4 separate regions of the Homo sapiens genome follow, and regions 1, 2 and 4 are each linked to region 3. The links are chromatin contacts, found by Hi-C or POLR2A ChIA-PET in ENCODE. All regions are on one chromosome and are shown on one strand. Each heading gives the region's core, a stretch centred on a gene start or an enhancer-like site at or near the end of the contact. The rest is flanking DNA. Distances are from core to core; before and after follow the strand shown. Region 1 holds the start of PMVK (phosphomevalonate kinase). Region 2 holds the start of ZBTB7B (zinc finger and BTB domain containing 7B). Region 3 holds the start of HAX1 (HCLS1 associated protein X-1). Region 4 has its middle 7.3 kb from the start of MIR8083.

Region 1 (3,780 bases), core at 844-3,343, 660 kb after region 3:
AGATTGGTAAAATAAATATAGCCAACATTTAGTTCCTGCACCTCTGCTAGGTGCCAATAATTATTCTAAGCCCTTCACACACATTATCTCATTTAATCCCCACAACCACCCTATTATCATCCCCATTTTACAGATGACAAAACTGAGACGCAGGCCAGGTGCGGTGGTGGTTCACGTCTGTAATCCCAGCACTCTGGGAGGCCGAGGCAGGCAGATCACCTGAGGTCAGGAGTTCCAGACCAGCCTGGCCAACATGGTGAAACCTGTCTCTACTAAAAATACAAAAGTTAGCTGGGCATGGTGGCACACACCTGTAATCCCAGCTACTCGGGAGGCTGAGACAGGAAAATCGCTTGAACCCAGGAGACAGAGGTTGCGGTGAGCCGCAACCTGGGTGCGCTCCAGCCTGGGTGACAGAGCAAGACTCCGTCTCAAAAAAAAAAAAAAAAAAAAAAAAAAAACATGAGGCACAGAGTGAATGACAGATGTGTACAAGATCACACACTAATCAACAGTGAGCCAGGGTTTGCATCCCAGCAGTCTAATTCCAGAGCCTGTGCTTCGGACCACTATTTGACGTCAGGGTTTGGAGGTGAGGAGAAATGCAACTTAGGAAAAGGTGGTGAGATACTTAGTGATGAAAAATTCAGGTGGTGACCTCTGCTCTGGGCTCTCCCACACCTTCATAGAACCCCCGTGGTACCCAAAAGCAGCTTCCTGGTACCCCCACCACACTGGCCTTCAAGAGGAGAGGAGCCCCACTTTCTCCCCAACCTCTGCTCTCCTAGCCCAGGTCTCAGCAAAATGCTCCTGCACAGAAGATCTTGCTTTGACAGAAAACACTGTGCAAAAGGTATTATTATTTGGGGAGGCAGCCAGATAAAACAGAAAGAAACCAGTCCTTGGCGCAAGATAAAGTTGAATTTGTTTGGGTTTTTTTTCTTTTTGTTTCAATTATATATTAATTGCTGAGATGCCCATCATGAACCACAAAGCTGAATTTGAATCCTGGATTTGCCACTTACTTTGTGACCAGCAAGGGTTTTTTGTTGTTAACTTCGTATGTTATTTTATTTTATTTTACTTCGAGACAGGGTCTCAGGCTCTGCTGCAAGGACTGGAGGACAGTAGCATGATTACAATTCACTGTAGCCCCCAGGTTCAAGCGATCCTCCCACCTCAGCCTCCTGAGTAGCTTGGACTAGAGGTGCTCGCCATCGCACTAGGCTAACTTTTCCATTTTTTTGTAGAGACTAGGGTCTTACTGTGTTGCCCAGGCTGGTCTCCACTACTGGGCTCTCAAGCCATCCTCGCACCTCTGTCTCCCAAAGTGCTGGGGTGACAGACATGACCACCACACCCGGCCTGTTTAACTTTTTAAGAGCCTCAGTTTCTTCACCTGTGAAATGGAGATGCTAATAATGGCACACAGTACCTAACAAAGAGGTGAAGAGGGTTTTTTGTTTTGTTTTTTTAAGACAGGGTCTCGCTCTGTCGCCCAGGCTGGAGTGCAGTGGCCAATCTCGCCTCACTGCAACCTCCGCCTCCCGGGCTCAAGCGATTCTTCTACCTCAGGCTCCTGAATAGCTGGGACCACAGGCACGCGTCACCACGCCCAGCTACTTTTTGGATTTTTCGTAGAGGCGGGGTCTCGCCATGTTGCCCAGGCTGGTATCCAACGCCTGGTATATAGAAAGTGCCTTCGTAGGAACCATTATTAATGCTTCTCAGAGAGACCTGCAGCTGAAGGTCTTTGGAGAGGTGGTCACCTGCTTCTTTGAGGCTCGCCTGTGTAGACTACTGTTTTATGTAATGGTGGCATTCCACCTTCCCCAGCCCAGTGCTCCTCCTGCCTTGCAAACGGACGACCCGTACTCCAAAGCTCACTCCGTGACACCCAAAAGCACTCCTCGTGTCACGTGATGCGGAGAGCTCCCCCTTCCACCTTTCCCGCCTCACGGACACCTGCTCTGCAGCGCCTCGGTCACGAAGTCCTTCCCGGATTTCCTCTTGCCGCTGAACAGCAGTACCAGCCGCGGGGCGCCTCCCAGCGGGGCCATGGGGCCGCCACGCCTCGCGATGCCTGAAGCTGACACTTCTCCCTACCCCTAAAATCGGGACACCGCGCGGAATGGACGCGGCCACTAAGCGGAGCGGCAACAAGGAACAATCGCGCCCCTCCTCGCCGTAGCTGCGAACAGGGCTGACCGCCCGCGACCGTGCCCTCAGCTCATGTCCAAACAGATATGGGGAGAAAAGGGTGAGACACGCGGAGAGAAAGGCGGTTCCTTCACAGAGCAGCCTCCCCTCGTGAAGCTCCCCCACCCGAACTCACTTAGAACAGTCCAGCCCCGCCCAGAACCTTCGCTCACAGCCTGGCCTGCTTAACTGACACCCGGGGAGGAACCGGACGCGACTACCTTCCTCCGAGGGGGGTGACGTCTGAAATTTCCTGAGGTGAACCCCATGTTCCCTTCCGCGCAGCCCTAAAACTTTAGGAAAAAAAATCTCTGGAGTGAGATCACGTTGGAGACGTTTTGGAAACTGCCCTTTTGCCTGTGCGTTATAGTACATGTGCCACAGCAAATCTGCGCGCGCCCCAGAGTGGGAATGGGTCTTCCTGGGGGCGTAAGGCAGCCCTGACGCGAGCGGCGTGTCTGGCCACGTCATGTCGGGGGAGGAGCAGAATCGCGCACACGATATTTCATTGTCAAGCAGATTTTATAACCCGAGACGTCACTAAGATGTGGCCCTTTAAGCCCGGCGAGAAACCTTTGATTGCTTTTCTAGCCGCAGCCTCCGGCCCAAAGGTTTTCGGAAGCAAACGGCGTGGGTGACATCAATAGTAAGGGAGCGTTGAATCCCTAGATGAGATTGCCTGGTTTCATCCGAAGTCTGGCTCCCAGCCAGAAGTTTGAGAGGCAGGATAAGAATAATCTGTCCTTTCCCTGCATCCCCGGTTCTGCCTCTTCCCGCAGTAGGTGACGGGTTGCCCCAGCTGAGTACGTCGAGTTGTTTTTGGCTATGACTTGCCGTCCTGCATTTTTCTGAGCATGTCAGAACAGAGCCTGCAACTCATTACTGCCTCCACTAGAGAAAAAGTGTAGTGTGGAGACTTAGGGAGAAACCATTAATTTCCTGAATGTTGAAAAGAGGCACAGGAGAGTGGTCAGATGCAAAAAGAACAGACTTAAGGAGGTGGTTTTTTGTTTTTTGGGGTTTTTTTTGTTTTTTTTCAGCAACCCAGAAAACACTGCACTCATCAACGCCCTAGAAGGCAGCACAGAGTGGATTTTCAGTCCCAGCTTGGACACTTAGCAAGTCACTCTGAGTTTACCACTGATAAGGCCCACTTCCCAGGGTTATAATAAGAAAGGAATGAAGAAAATATATGACAAGGTACAATAAAATACTTTGTAAGTTCTCAAGTATCATCCAGATGTAAGGGGTTGTTATTTATTCTTAGCACTTCGTCATTCAACACAGAATCAGATTTTCCAGCTCATCTTCAATAAACATGTATTTGGGCCTCCACGGAAAGTCCACATCTCCTGTTTTACCTGAGTCACATGGAAGGAGTCAGAACTTACTCCCGGAGTCTCTTTCCTCACCTGACCCAATGCACGCCCCTTACCTCCCTCTCTGACTCTGAGATCCAGCTCCCTGAATACCTAGTGAGCGATCAGAAAACTTCCCCCAGGCTCACGCCTGTAATCTCCGCACTTTGGGAGGCCAAGGCGGATCACCTGAGGGCAGGAGTTCGAGACCAGCCTGGCCAGC
Region 2 (3,916 bases), core at 415-2,914, 730 kb after region 3:
GGGAGAAAGAGGGAGGGAGGGACCTGGACTCCGCCCCTCGTGCGCGGGGATCCCGGGTCAGCCCGGGTGAGGGCCAGGGCCCCCCTGGCGCCGCCCATTGTGGTCCAACAGGTTGAGCTGGTGTCCCGAGAAGCCACCTGCTGGAAAGGGAGGGAGGCCCCCTGCGGAGGGGGGTTGGGAGGGGAAAGCGAGTCCGACCCGGTTCGGCCTGGCTTGTCGCAGGGGAGCCAAACCTGGCCCTAGGTAGCCGGATTTGATTCCATTTGACACTAGTGGGAGGGGCCCTTTGGGGTACGCAGCTCCGCAGGCTCAGTCAGAAACATCCTTCACCCGCTACCTTTCTCAGTTGGGGGACTCCTAAGTATTTATCCCGGTCCTCCCCAAAACCTACACATACCACACATCCCAAAACATCCAGGCACCCCTCGCCACCTGGGTCTCTCAGCGAATTCATGTCAAGCTATCCCTCCTCGGTGGAGACTCAGTTTCTCCACTTAGGGAACCCGCGGGATGGAGGTGGGGAGCAAAAGCGTCGGCGCGCCCCCTCCCCCTTCGCAGACTGGGCCCCTCCCCTCCGACAATGCCAAGGCCGCAGCGGGCACTGGCGACAGCACAGAGGCTGCTTGCCTGGGGCGCCCTTCCCTCCCCGCGGGGCACCGTCACGCGTGGGGAGGGACGCAGGGCGCCCGCAGGCTCAACTCCCCGGCTCCCTCCGAGAGGGGGTGGGGCGTAGGGGCCGGAGCCGAAGGCCTGGTGGCTCCCCCTCCCCCTCCCTTCTAGGTCCCTGACCTGATTACAGCCCCTCACGGGACCCCCTCCCTCAAGACCCTAAGTCCCCAATTCACCCCCACCCAGCCTATCCCTAACCTCTCATACCCTTCCCTCCTGAGGTCCTGACCCTACAGAAGCCCCTCTTGAAGGAGAGGGAGCCCCTGTAGGGGGTGCTCGATTCCCTGGCCGCTGCGGACACTGCCCCCTCCCCCCTCCTCTCCAGGTTCCAGGCCAGCCCCTCGGCTCCGCCCCCTCCCTGGACGAACGCAAGGCGAGACCTACTGGAGATGAGCGGGTATTCAGGCCAATGAGCGGACAGGGCGGTGGCGTGCAGGGGGCGGGCAGAGCAGCAGCAAAGGGCTGGATGGGGGCCGGGGGCGGAGTTTGAGTTAAGGTGGACTGGGAGAGATAGGGGCAGGAGAAAGGGGGGGGAGAGAGGGACCGCGGCAGGTGAAGGGAGACAGAGAGAAGGAAAGAAGGAGGGAAAGGAGGAGGGTGGGAAAGGCTAGGAGAGCTAAGTAAGAGTTTGGAGAAGGGGGCAAAAAAGGAGGGAGGGACCCATCTGCGCTCTGCAGGGACTGGCTGGACGAAGGGGTTGAAGTTTATGTCCTTATTGGGCGGAGGGAGGGGGCCTGGGGGGGCGGGTGAAAAACCAGGAAGTGACAGAGGGTGTTTCTAAGTGTTGGGGGGGGGGAGTTTGGGGGGTGGCAGGGGCGGGGGGAGGGAGGGGAGGGATGGGGGGAAAGCAAGCTGGAGGACAGGTGAGACAGCAGGACAGGTGAGGCGGGCCCTGAGGGGGGGGCGGGTGGGAGCCAGGTGAATGTACGGCTCTTGGCGGCCGAGGGGGGGCGGGCGGCAGGAGGAGGCAGAGGGCGGCGGAGGAGGAGCCCCCCAGCAGCGAGCGGCGAGCAACTGACCGCGGCCTTCTGACCAGGACCGGAGCAGGGCCCCAAGCCCCCGGGCCTGGTGGGGGACGCGCTTCTTCCCACACTGTGAGCCTCAGCAGCTCCAGCCAGCGGACCCGACGGCTGAGAGGTGAGTGTACCCCACTTTTGTCTCCTGGCTCGGGGTTCACTAGGCTCGAGACTACTGCAGTGTCCTTCGTCCGTCCTGTAAGTGGGACCCCCAGATACACACGCATGCAGATCACATTCCCACCACTCCCCTTCCCTGTGCTTTCCCAACACCCCGGGTCTCTGGAATTGGTTTTAACTGAGATGAAAGACAGAGAAGGAACTGCGGATGCCCCCCAACCCTAGGCGGAGGGTCCCCAGAAAGTTTATCTGCACTTCTCCTGGGATCAGACAGACAGACGGCTTCGGGATGGAGAGGGGGTGAGGCGACGCTGAGCGTTCCCCCAGTCTCCTTCGTGACTTTAGGGGGAGACCCCAGACCGGACTGAGTTGAGGGAATGGAAACGCTGACGGACTCTAACTAGGACAACGCGCACCCCCCCCCCACCCCGCGCCCCCTGGCGCGGTGGATTGGCCCCAGGCCAGTTGCATGGGGGTTGGGGGGGCGCAGGAGGAGCCGCGGCTTGGGGGAAAGTTACCGGCTGGACTATTCGGTTTCTTGCGCTTCCAGAGCCGCGCTCTCTCCAGCGGTAGTGGGGCTCAGCAACAACCTCTGAACCGACATAGAACGACCGCTCTCTTCCCTGCCCCTCAATCCCACTCCCTTCCTTCAGGCTCCAGTCCCGCCGCTACCTTTTCCACGCCAGCTCATGACCACAGAACCCAAGAGCGAGGGCGGGTGACTAGGAAGAATTCTCCTACCTACTACCCGTCCCCCCACCGGCGCCGGCGCACCTGCCCCAGCCCAGAGTGGGGGTCGCTACTGTGTTGTTGTAGAACCTACAGAGTGCGCCTGGCAGAAGGCTGCCATTCAAAGGGGTGGGGGGCGCTGCTTTCAATTTCCAGCTTTCTCTCCCTCCTCCCACCCCATCCCAAGTAAGAGAGCGACGTGTCCCGGCCAGAGCGAGGTGGGGGCGGGAGTGGGGGGGCGGCGTGGGCAGCGGGTTGTGCCCGGACACGTGCCTGCCCAGGCGCCCCGGCCCTGCTGGTGTTTAGAGAGAGGGCGGGTCCCCTGCCCCCCGCCCCGCACAACCCCCACGTATCAAAGGGCGGCTGAGACATGGTGAGACCTCGGGGCGCCCTGGGGGGCAGGGGGGCGGGGAGCCTGGGTCCGGAGCAGGGGAGGGGCAGAGGCGCCGGTGCTAGCTGACCCACAGGAAACGAGCGCTGCTGACCTAGTTTGGGACACCGGAAGTGGGTGCTGGGGAGAGGGGGAGACCGGCAGGCTGTCCAGGCTTCCGGGCCAGGTGGAGGGTGTTCTTGAATTGACCCCCGCCCGAATGCCTTGGAGACCCCTAGCTGCAGCCGAGAATGGGAATGAGTCAGCGCAGCTATTCCCCCTTCCCCCAACTTATTCCTGGAGGAGGGAGACCGCTTATCAGGGACGGGGGAACCAGATTGGGCTGTGAGGGGTTAAAGCAGGATGGGAACTGTCTGGTCCCTAAGGGAGTATGTGTGAGTGTGGGGATGAGGCCTGGAGGATTATGGGGTTGCCTCCTGCTGCCCCACACACACCAACTGGTTTGGTCACCCCTGTACCCGCCTGGCACTGCTGGGAGAGCTGGCATGGAGTGGACATCAGGTTGGGGAGGAGAGAGTGGGCATAAGGAGTGTTGTGCTGCGCTAGAGAGGGACATATGTGTGACTATGTCTGGATGATAGTTAGTGTTCCTCCTTAGTGGTAACTGGGGAGAAGGGTAGGGGGCTCCCCCTGGAGCAGCTGATGAAACAAGGAGAAATCTCTGTCAGTGCCTCTGTCCCTGGCCCCAGGGACCCCAGCTCCCCCAGCGTGCCTCTGTTACATGGTTGCTGTGGGCACAACACAACCTGCTGGCACCCCCAGACACTGTCCCCTCCCTTGGGTACCACACACCCCCAGCCCTGGCACAGGGGTCAAAAAGGGGTTAATACCACCAGAATGGGGCTCTGGGGAAGAAAGAAGGCAGTGCCCACTAGGCTCAGGTGTCAAGGAGACAGGCTTGCTCTAATGGGACTCTCATCACTACTCAGTTCTGGCTGATGTAGACCCCAGTGTCTGGAAGACAGGTGCTGTCCCCTTCTTCTTCCCCATG
Region 3 (4,081 bases), core at 1,007-3,506:
GAAAGGAATGTGGGGGGTTTCCGCTGCCCCCCACCCCCAGCGGCCCACCCCATGCCTCAGCTTCATGTCTGTCCCATTCCTATACCATCCCCACCCTGTTGTATGTATTATAGGATTTGTATTTTCTCCTTTTTTTTCCCCCTTCCATTCCTTCTCCCCTCTTGCATTCAAGATTATGAAACTTTGCTATGGGCCCTGCACTTCCTTTGCTTCCTCCTGTTCACCCTGGTGGTGTACGGATGAGGCGGGGAGGTGGGACCCCCAAACATATATCAGCCCAACAGCCCTAAGTCTCCTTCTTTATTATTAGGAAAACAACAACAACAACAAACAAAAAAATGGCGTCATGAATATGAACAGCATTGTCAGATGAATTAGTTGAAGTGGTTTTTTTTTTGTTTTTTTTTTTTTTTTGTACTGTGTCCTCAAATTTAATGGATTAATGTGTCTTGTATATATAAAAAGAAAACCTCTACCTTCAGCCTCTGCCTATTCTTGCTCCGTCTAGGACATCCTCAATTTCGTCGATGACCAGCTTGGTGAATAAGTATTACTGTACCAACTGGGCCTCCTCTAGCAGGCCCCTGAAGGCAGTGGAATAAAATGAAATCTTCGCCCTTTAAGAACTCCTGACCTTAATGTGGTAGTAGTATCTTGTCCTTGAGGGGATTTCCTTCCCCTCACCCCTAAGACTTTCACAACCTGGTGACTGGAAAGAACCACCACAAATCTTCATTTCCTCCAGAAACTGCTACATCTACAGCCGATTTCAGGCAGTAAAGGGAGAGGGATAGAGGAGATTGGGTGGAAAATGGAGAGGATCAAGAAGGAGCTGAGACCATTTCAAAGAAAAAAAATGCTTTATAGAGTTTTAAGTATGACTTAGATGGGTCCAGGCAAATAAACTAAAAAGAAGTGAAGGCAACATGTATCGTCTGGCAGAACTAAATCTTGGAGTGGGGTGAGGGATGAAAGACTACATATTGGGTACAGTGTACACTGCTCGGGTGATGGGTGCGCTAAAGTCGCAGAAATCACTAAAGAACTCATCCATGTAACCAAACACCACCTGTACCCCAAAAACGAAATAAAAAAACAAAACCTTGGGGCCCATTCCCCCTAGGAATGGACTACTGTAGTAGTGGCTTCTTGGATGCTTCTCTGTGACATAGCTATACCCAATTCTTTGAAAAAGAATCTAGAGCAAGGTCTGGCTTGGGGATGGGGTACAGGGAGAGACAGGTCTCGGAGAGGTTTTGAACAAAACACTTTTAAAAAGGAATGAGGACAGGCGCTTTGGGAGGCTGGGTTGGGCGGATCACCTTAGGTCAGGAGTTCGAGACCAGCCTGGTCAACATGGTGAAACCCCGTTTCTACAAAAAATACAAAAGTAGCCGGGCGTGGAGGCGCATGACTGTAATCCCAGCTACTCGGGAGGCTGAGACAGGAGAGAACCTGGGAGGCGAAGGTTGCAGTGAGCCGACATGGTGCCACTGCACTCCAGCCTGGGAAACATGAGAGAAAACTCTGTCTCAAAAAAAAAAAAAAAAAAAAAAAAAAAAAGATACCAAAGGGATATTTCTTTATAACCCCCAATTTGTTCCTTCTCAGGACTCAACTAGCTTCCCTTCCCTTGCTTTCTTAAAAATCCTTTGTCTTGCTGGTTGCAGAGCCTGCTTAGAAAAAAGAATTCTATATAGTTATAACAAACTCCCTAGTAGCTAGAGAGGTGGAGGAAGTTAAGTCCATGCGTCTCTTATGTCTTGATCTCTTCTCTGGGAAATTCAATACTAGAAGGAGCTTGGAAAAGCATTTTGTTCATCCCTCTAACAGCAGACATCGCCCAGGTCAGTCAAAAAGAACGCCCGAGTAAGGAGCGAGGTGGCTTCTGCTGTGAGGCTGGCCAGCCCCGCGGGTGGGGTGGTTGAGGGACGCCCTCAAGCCGGTCCATTTGTGCGGCTGGGCTGCCCTCTGGCGGCTTTATCCGGGTGCCATCCAGAGTCAAACCCTCGAAATCGCTTTTCGTACTGAGTTGGTCTGCAGAAAGAAGAACAGATTTAGGAGGAAGGCGGTCATAGGAAACTGAAAGTGCGTCACGCCCACTCCCGTCACGGAAACTGGTCTCTGAAAGGTGGGGTAAAGATAAAGCCTTTCAAATTTGAGGAAGACCTTCGGTCCCGCCTCCATTTCACGTCCGGCTTACCGTCGTTTACGACAGTGTCAGGATCGCGGGCTTGCTTTCCGGTAGCGTGGGCTGACGCCTCGCTCAATTTCTCACAGGGCTGCGCAGGTTTCCCCCGTCTGCGAATGGACCACTGGAGGGGTTCAAAGGTTCGCGTCCCAGTACGGGAATGAGCCTCTTTGATCTCTTCCGGGGCTTTTTCGGCTTTCCTGGACCTCGGAGGTGAGAGTAGGTCCGGCTCGGACAAGGGTGGGGGTCGTCTGAGGGGAGCTTGACCCCTACGTCTTATTTTTGGAAAAACATCCTCTGTCCCACTCCTTCAACTCCTGCAGAGAGGACAGAAGTCGCAACATTGAACACTCACCCCGCCACAGTAACCAAGGCGGTCATTAAGAGGAGAAACAGCAAACTAAGCCTTTCTCCAACCTGGGGTGATGCAACAGGGACCCGGGCGGGGAAGACCGTGAGGGTCTGGGGAATAAGACAGTGAGCAAGTGAGCAGGACCTTGGGAGAGAGAGGAGGGACTGGGGCACACTGAAGAAAAACTGGGGGAAGGTGTATGAAGGGAGCTGCGAGCTGAGGTCTGACTTTGATTAAAAAAAAAAAAAAAAAAAAAGAACTGTCAGCCATTGTATTAATGTTTTGATGTGGCAGCCAGTCCTCCGACCCTCTCCCTAGCTTCCCAGACCCCTTGCTCTTGTCCCACTTTGCCACCCATGAGTTGATTTAATGGCTTAAATAGTGCTGAAATATTGGTGGCCAATCTGCCTCCACTCTCAGCCACAGAGATCCCTTTTTTGGAGGGATGACTCGAGATGAAGATGATGATGAGGAAGAAGAAGAAGAAGGGGGCTCATGGGGCCGTGGGAACCCAAGGTTCCATAGTCCTCAGCACCCCCCTGAGGAATTTGGCTTCGGCTTCAGCTTCAGCCCAGGAGGAGGGATACGTTTCCACGATAACTTCGGCTTTGATGACCTAGTACGAGATTTCAATAGCATCTTCAGCGATATGGGGGCCTGGACCTTGCCTTCCCATCCTCCTGGTGTGTGGCTTTCCCTAAGGGGCAACCTGTGGTTTCTGGTGGGTTGGTGGGTGAAATAAAGAGCCTGCAGGGAGTAGCTGGGGGATGGGAAGTGTGAGAAGACTGATGATTTCAGAGAGATTAATAGAGCCCAAGTCCTTTCCCATCCCAGCAAACACCTGCCACCTTTCTGCAGAACTTCCAGGTCCTGAGTCAGAGACACCTGGTGAGAGACTACGGGAGGGACAGACACTTCGGGACTCAATGCTTAAGTATCCAGATAGTCACCAGCCCAGGATCTTTGGGGGGGTCTTGGAGAGTGATGCAAGAAGTGAATCCCCCCAACCAGCACCAGACTGGGGCTCCCAGAGGCCATTTCATAGGGTGAGTATCCCATCTGGTCCTGAAGTGAGAGCTTGTGAGAGACCACTAATAAAGTGCAAAGACTGGCTAGGTGCGGTGGCTCACGCCTGTAATCCCAGCACTTTGGGAGGCCGAGGTGGGCAGATCACCAGAGGTCAGGAGTTGGAGACCAGCCTGGTCAACATGGTGAAACCCCGTGTCTACTAAAAATACAAAAAATTAGCCGGGCATGGTGGCAGGTGCCTGTAATGCCAGCTACTCAGGAGGCTGAGGCAGGAGAATTGGTTGAACCCAGGAGGTGGAGACTCCATCTCAAAAATTGTTTGAGACCCAGCCTTGCTCTGTTGCCCAGGCTGTAGTGCCGTGGCACAATCTCAGCTCACTGCAACCTCCAATTCCCAGGTTCAAGTGATTCTCCTGCCTCAGCCTCCTGAGTAGCTGGGATTACAGTCGCCTGCCAAACGCCCAGCTAATTTTTGTGTTTTTAGTAGAGATGGCGTTTCACCGTGTTGG
Region 4 (4,190 bases), core at 1,104-3,603, 580 kb before region 3:
GTTCGAGACCATCCTGGCCAATATAGGGAAACCCCGTCTTTACTAAAAATAGAAAAATTAGCCAGATATGGTGGCACATGCCTGTAGTCCCAGCTACTCAGGAGGCTGAGGGAGGAGAATCGCTTGAACCTGGGAGGCAGAGGTTGTGGTGAGCTGAGATTGCACCACTGTACTCCAGCCTGGGCAACAGAGCGAGACTCTGTCTCAAAAAAAAAAAAAAAAAATACAGAATTAGCCGGGCATAGCGATGCATGCCTGTAATCCCAGGTACTCAGGTGACTGAGGCAGGAGAATTGCTTGAACCCAGGAGGTGGAGGCTTCAGTGAGCCAAGATCTCACCACTGCACTCCAGCCTGGGCCACAGAGCGAGACTATCTTAAAAAAAAAAAAAAAAGGCTAGGTATAGTGGCTCAACCCTGTAATCCCAGCAGCTTGGGAGGCCAAGGTGGGTGGATCACAAGGTCAGGAGTTTGAGATCAGCGTGGCCTACATGGTGAAACCCCATCTCTACTAAAAATACAATAATTAGCCAGGCACGGTGGCTCATGTCTGTAATCCCAGCACTTTGGGAGGCTAAGGCGGGTGGATCACCTGAGGTCAGAAGTTCGAGACCAGCCTGACCAACATGGAGAAACCCCATCTCTACTAAAAATACAAAATTAGCCAGGTGTGGTGGTACATGCCTGTAATCCTAGCTACTAGGGAGGCTGAGGCAGGAGAATCACTTGAACCTGGGAGGCAGAGGTTGCGGTGAGCCGAGATCGCGCCATTGCACTCCAGCCTGGGCAACAAGAGTGAAACTCCATCTCAAAAAAAAAAAAAAAGGTACAATAATTAGCTGGGCGTGGTGGTGGGTGCCTATAATCCCAGCTACCCAGGAGGCTGAGGCAGGAGAATTGCTTGAACCCGAGAGGCAGAAGTTGCAGTGAGCCGAGATTGTGCCATTGCACTCCAGTCTGGGCAACAAGAGCGAAACTCAATCACACACACAAAAAAGTATTAGGGACCTAAAGAGCTTTTGTTTATGTGGATATCTATTGATATTTACCATAGTAGATATTAAAACAAATCCTTATTTATTTATTTTTTAATTTTTTTTTTTTTGAGTCAGAGTCTTGCTCTGTCACCCAGGCTGGAGAGCAGTGGCGCGATCTCCGCTCACTGCAAGCTCCACCTCCTGGGTTCACCCCATTCTCCTGCCTCAGCCTCCCGAGTAGCTGGGACTACAGGCGCCCGCCACCGTGCCCGGCTAATTTTTTTGTATTTTTAGTTGAGACGGGGTTTCACCATGTTAGCTAGGATGGTCTCGATCTCCTGATCTCGTGATCCGCCCATCTCAGCCTCCCAAAGTGCTGGGATTACAGGCGTGAGCCACCGCGCCCAGCCACAAATCCTTATTTATTTATTTATTTATTTATTTTTTTTTTTTTTTTTTTTTTTTGAGACGGAGTCTCGCTCTGTCGCCCAGGCCGGACTGCGGACTGCAGTGGCGCAATCTCGGCTCACTGCAAGCTCCGCTTCCCGGGTTCACGCCATTCTCCTGCCTCAGCCTCCTGAGTAGCTGGGACTACAGGCGCCCGCCACCGCGCCCGGCTAATTTTTTGTATTTTTAGTAGAGACGGGGTTTCACCTTGTTAGCCAGGATGGTCTCGATCTCCTGACCTCATGATCCACCCGCCTCGGCCTCCCAAAGTGCTGGGATTATAGGCGTGAGCCACCGTGCCCGGCCCGACAAATCCTTATTTATTAACTCATGTAAGATAACAATAATAAGCCTATTACATGTTAATAATTGTTGACTGCTTTATCAAGAACATTCTTATGTGAAACCAGCCTTTTCAGTGTGCAGTGGTGAAGAATGCATGCAATACTAATTGGGTGCCACTGCCTTGATTTATGTAAAGCCACAGCAGTTTTACCCCCATTGCTTTTGCACTTCGATGCAATGTGTCAACTCTGTCAAAAAGGCAAATAACGTATTAGAATTATTATGAAAATCGTTTGACCTCATCTATGCCCTGAAAAAATATTTGGGACTCCCAGGATTTGCGGACCACACCTTGAGAACTGTTATGTTACTCAATGGCTGGCATACAGTAGGAATCAGATAATTAGTATGGACTGAATGGAGAGGCCTGGGAGCTGGGGAGGAAGTGGGGGTCGGGTGGGAACATATGGATGCCTTTCAACCCAGGTGAAATTTGGGGATTGTCCACGTGCTCCTCCATTCCCCATGTCAGTGTAGACAAATGTTGAGTCATAGTTTGCAAAATGCCTCTCAGCTGGGCCAGGAGCCCTGGTTTCCCTGCTGGACCCACCCCTCACCCCTCCTTCCCAGGCAGGCAGGCAGGCAGGAATGCGGGGGAGAGGTGGCTGCAGCTCCACCGCCCTCATGGGGGAGGAAAGTGCCAGACATTTCTTCAGGACCATCCATCAAGTGCAGGCAGGCCTCTCCCCTGACCTCCCAGGCCTCTTCCTGGAGTCCACCCTGTGGGACCTGGACGTAGGGTGGCCACTGGGAGCTTGGAGGTCTGGCGTGGCACTGCTCCCTGGTACACGGCTGGCAGTTTGGGATAAAGAAAGGATAAATTGCTCCCCTCCTGTCCAGTGACTCTTGTTTTGTGCTTCCCGCCCACCCTTTTTGGCACCAGTCAGGCTCAATTTATCGGGAGAGGGAGCAGACATGGTCCAGTCCTCTCACCAGCCAAGCCGGGGATGAACAGCACTGGGAAGGCCTAACCAAGAGTGGTTGTCCTGTCAACCACAGCTACTGAACTTCCTGATGGGCCCCGGTGGCCCTGTAGCCTCCCATGCCCCAGTTCCTCCCCACAAGGGGAGCAGACAGCCCCTGAAGAGACTGGCTATGATAAAGAGAGCTGTGAGGCCTAGGAAGTTAGATCAGGGTGGAGCTGGGACAGCTACGGGGACTTGGGCTCTGGGGAGAGGAGCCTTAAATGAGGTGGGGAAGAGGGGCAGGGAGTGGACGACTGAGGAGCTCCAGAAGCACAATTCTAGGAAATTGCCGGTCAGATCCTTCCGAGGCAGCCTGGCTCCACTGCGGGCACCGGGAGGGGAAGGGGCTGTGCGGCGGAGGTGAGGAGGGGCCTAAGGAGTCGATGATTTCAGCGGCCCGAGAACTTTCACTGGAACTAAGGAGATTTCCTTCCGGAGGAAGGCCCCTGAAGCCAGGAAGAACTGGGAAAGCCATTCCTAAGGGGGCACCAGGAGGGTAGCAATAAAGCCCTCCCCACAGGCCGGGGAGACCGTCTTGTGCCAGGAACCTCCGCCCACATGGGAGGGGCAGTCTAGCCTCTCAGTTTCCCGGGCTGTCCCGCCTAGTACGTTTGGGAGGGGTGAGGGCCACAGGGTTTCCCCAGAGTATGGTAAGAATAACAATAATAATTGGCATTCGATTGTGCCTTGCAGTTGACAAAGGCTTTCACATACATTATCTCATCAGCCCACGTAACGCCCCTGGAAGAGTGGGGCGGGCTGAGAAGGCAGCTCAGCAGGCGGGTGGAAGGGCCAGCTGGAGGCTGTGCAGAGGGAACCCCCGCCCAGCCAGCCCCGAACAAGGCCACGGCCTGGAACAAAAATGGAGCTGACAGAAACAGACAAATAACCTCCTCCCTCACCCGCTCTTTTCTCTACGTCAAAGGGTTTGAGTCATTTATCACAGCAGTATATTTAGTAATAATTATTTTTAAAAAAGATTTATACCTTTCAGGACAGATCCGTGGAATCTAATTAAGCAGAGCCCAGTTTTGCAGACTGAAAGTCAATTTTTTAATTAAATTGCAGGAGCTATAAAAATAAATAAATTAACCATTTAAAAAAAAAAAAAGAATGCGGTCCAGGAAGATTTAATCTCTTTGGGTTGGAACGCAAGTAAGATTCCAGGCGAGGTGTTTACCACCAAGATGAAGGGTCGGGATGCGGATGAATTTGGTGTTGCACAAAGACAGGAGAGGACGCTCTGGAGGAAGATGAGACCACGTCCCATGCCTGCTCCCAGACTGCATTCTACCAGGAACAGGGGAGGTGGTGGCAAAAACCTGCTTGACTGTACCTCAAACCATGGTTAGAGAAGCAGTGAGAGAGTCCAGATAGGAAAAGACCCCAGCCATCCACTTCCATACCACATACACTGGCACCAGTGAGTCAGAGGATAGGCTGGTTGCCCTTTAAGA

Evidence for each region. Hi-C counts contacts between places; a loop is a spot of excess contacts on that map. ChIA-PET counts read pairs that join two places held with the same protein, here RNA polymerase II (POLR2A). Pooled maps may share reads with other maps.
Region 1: a pooled map shows a loop between it and region 3 (10-fold over the local background). The contact joins the promoter of PMVK here to the promoter of HAX1 in region 3. A Hi-C loop is called at or near these places in 9 of 50 pooled maps. POLR2A ChIA-PET finds 5 or more read pairs at or near these places in 2 of 52 experiments (GM12878 and activated T-cell).
Region 2: a pooled map shows a loop between it and region 3 (24-fold over the local background). The contact joins the promoter of ZBTB7B here to the promoter of HAX1 in region 3. A Hi-C loop is called at or near these places in 8 of 50 pooled maps.
Region 4: a loop to region 3 is called in a map of endothelial cell of umbilical vein, with 9 times the contacts of the local background. The contact joins the enhancer-like site here to the promoter of HAX1 in region 3. A Hi-C loop is called at or near these places in 1 of 168 maps with a recorded cell type or tissue (endothelial cell of umbilical vein). POLR2A ChIA-PET finds 5 or more read pairs at or near these places in 3 of 52 experiments (GM12878, activated CD8-positive, alpha-beta memory T cell and activated T-cell).

The regions. Positions count from the first base shown.
Region 1 is chr1:154,934,626-154,938,405 of GRCh38, forward strand. PMVK (phosphomevalonate kinase) reads right to left here and starts at 2,094. Exons shown (of 5, transcript NM_006556.4): 1 at 1,966-2,094. The coding sequence starts at 2,060. RefSeq lists a silencer at 1,544-1,643 and enhancers at 1,600-2,542, 2,364-2,563, 2,543-3,484.
Region 2 is chr1:155,001,138-155,005,053 of GRCh38, forward strand. It overlaps ZBTB7B (zinc finger and BTB domain containing 7B), which reads left to right and starts at 1,665. Exons shown (of 3, transcript NM_001256455.2): 1 at 1,665-1,806. RefSeq lists silencers at 1-163, 564-803, 914-1,103, 2,814-2,933 and an enhancer at 3,637-3,916.
Region 3 is chr1:154,270,373-154,274,453 of GRCh38, forward strand. It overlaps HAX1 (HCLS1 associated protein X-1), which reads left to right and starts at 2,257. Exons shown (of 7, transcript NM_006118.4): 1 at 2,257-2,404; 2 at 2,964-3,226; 3 at 3,402-3,589. The coding sequence starts at 2,352. It overlaps UBAP2L (ubiquitin associated protein 2 like), which reads left to right. Exons shown (of 27, transcript NM_014847.4): 27 at 1-475. RefSeq lists a silencer at 1,873-2,013 and an enhancer at 2,151-2,320.
Region 4 is chr1:153,695,047-153,699,236 of GRCh38, forward strand. It overlaps the pseudogene GEMIN2P1. Among named protein-coding and RNA genes, the nearest start is that of MIR8083, 7.3 kb to the left of the region's middle. Within about 2 kb of position 2,354, at least 22 of the 41 ENCODE cell types and tissues checked have a DNase peak (open chromatin) inside an H3K27ac peak, as active enhancers do; they include endothelial cell of umbilical vein, where a contact is called at or near this core.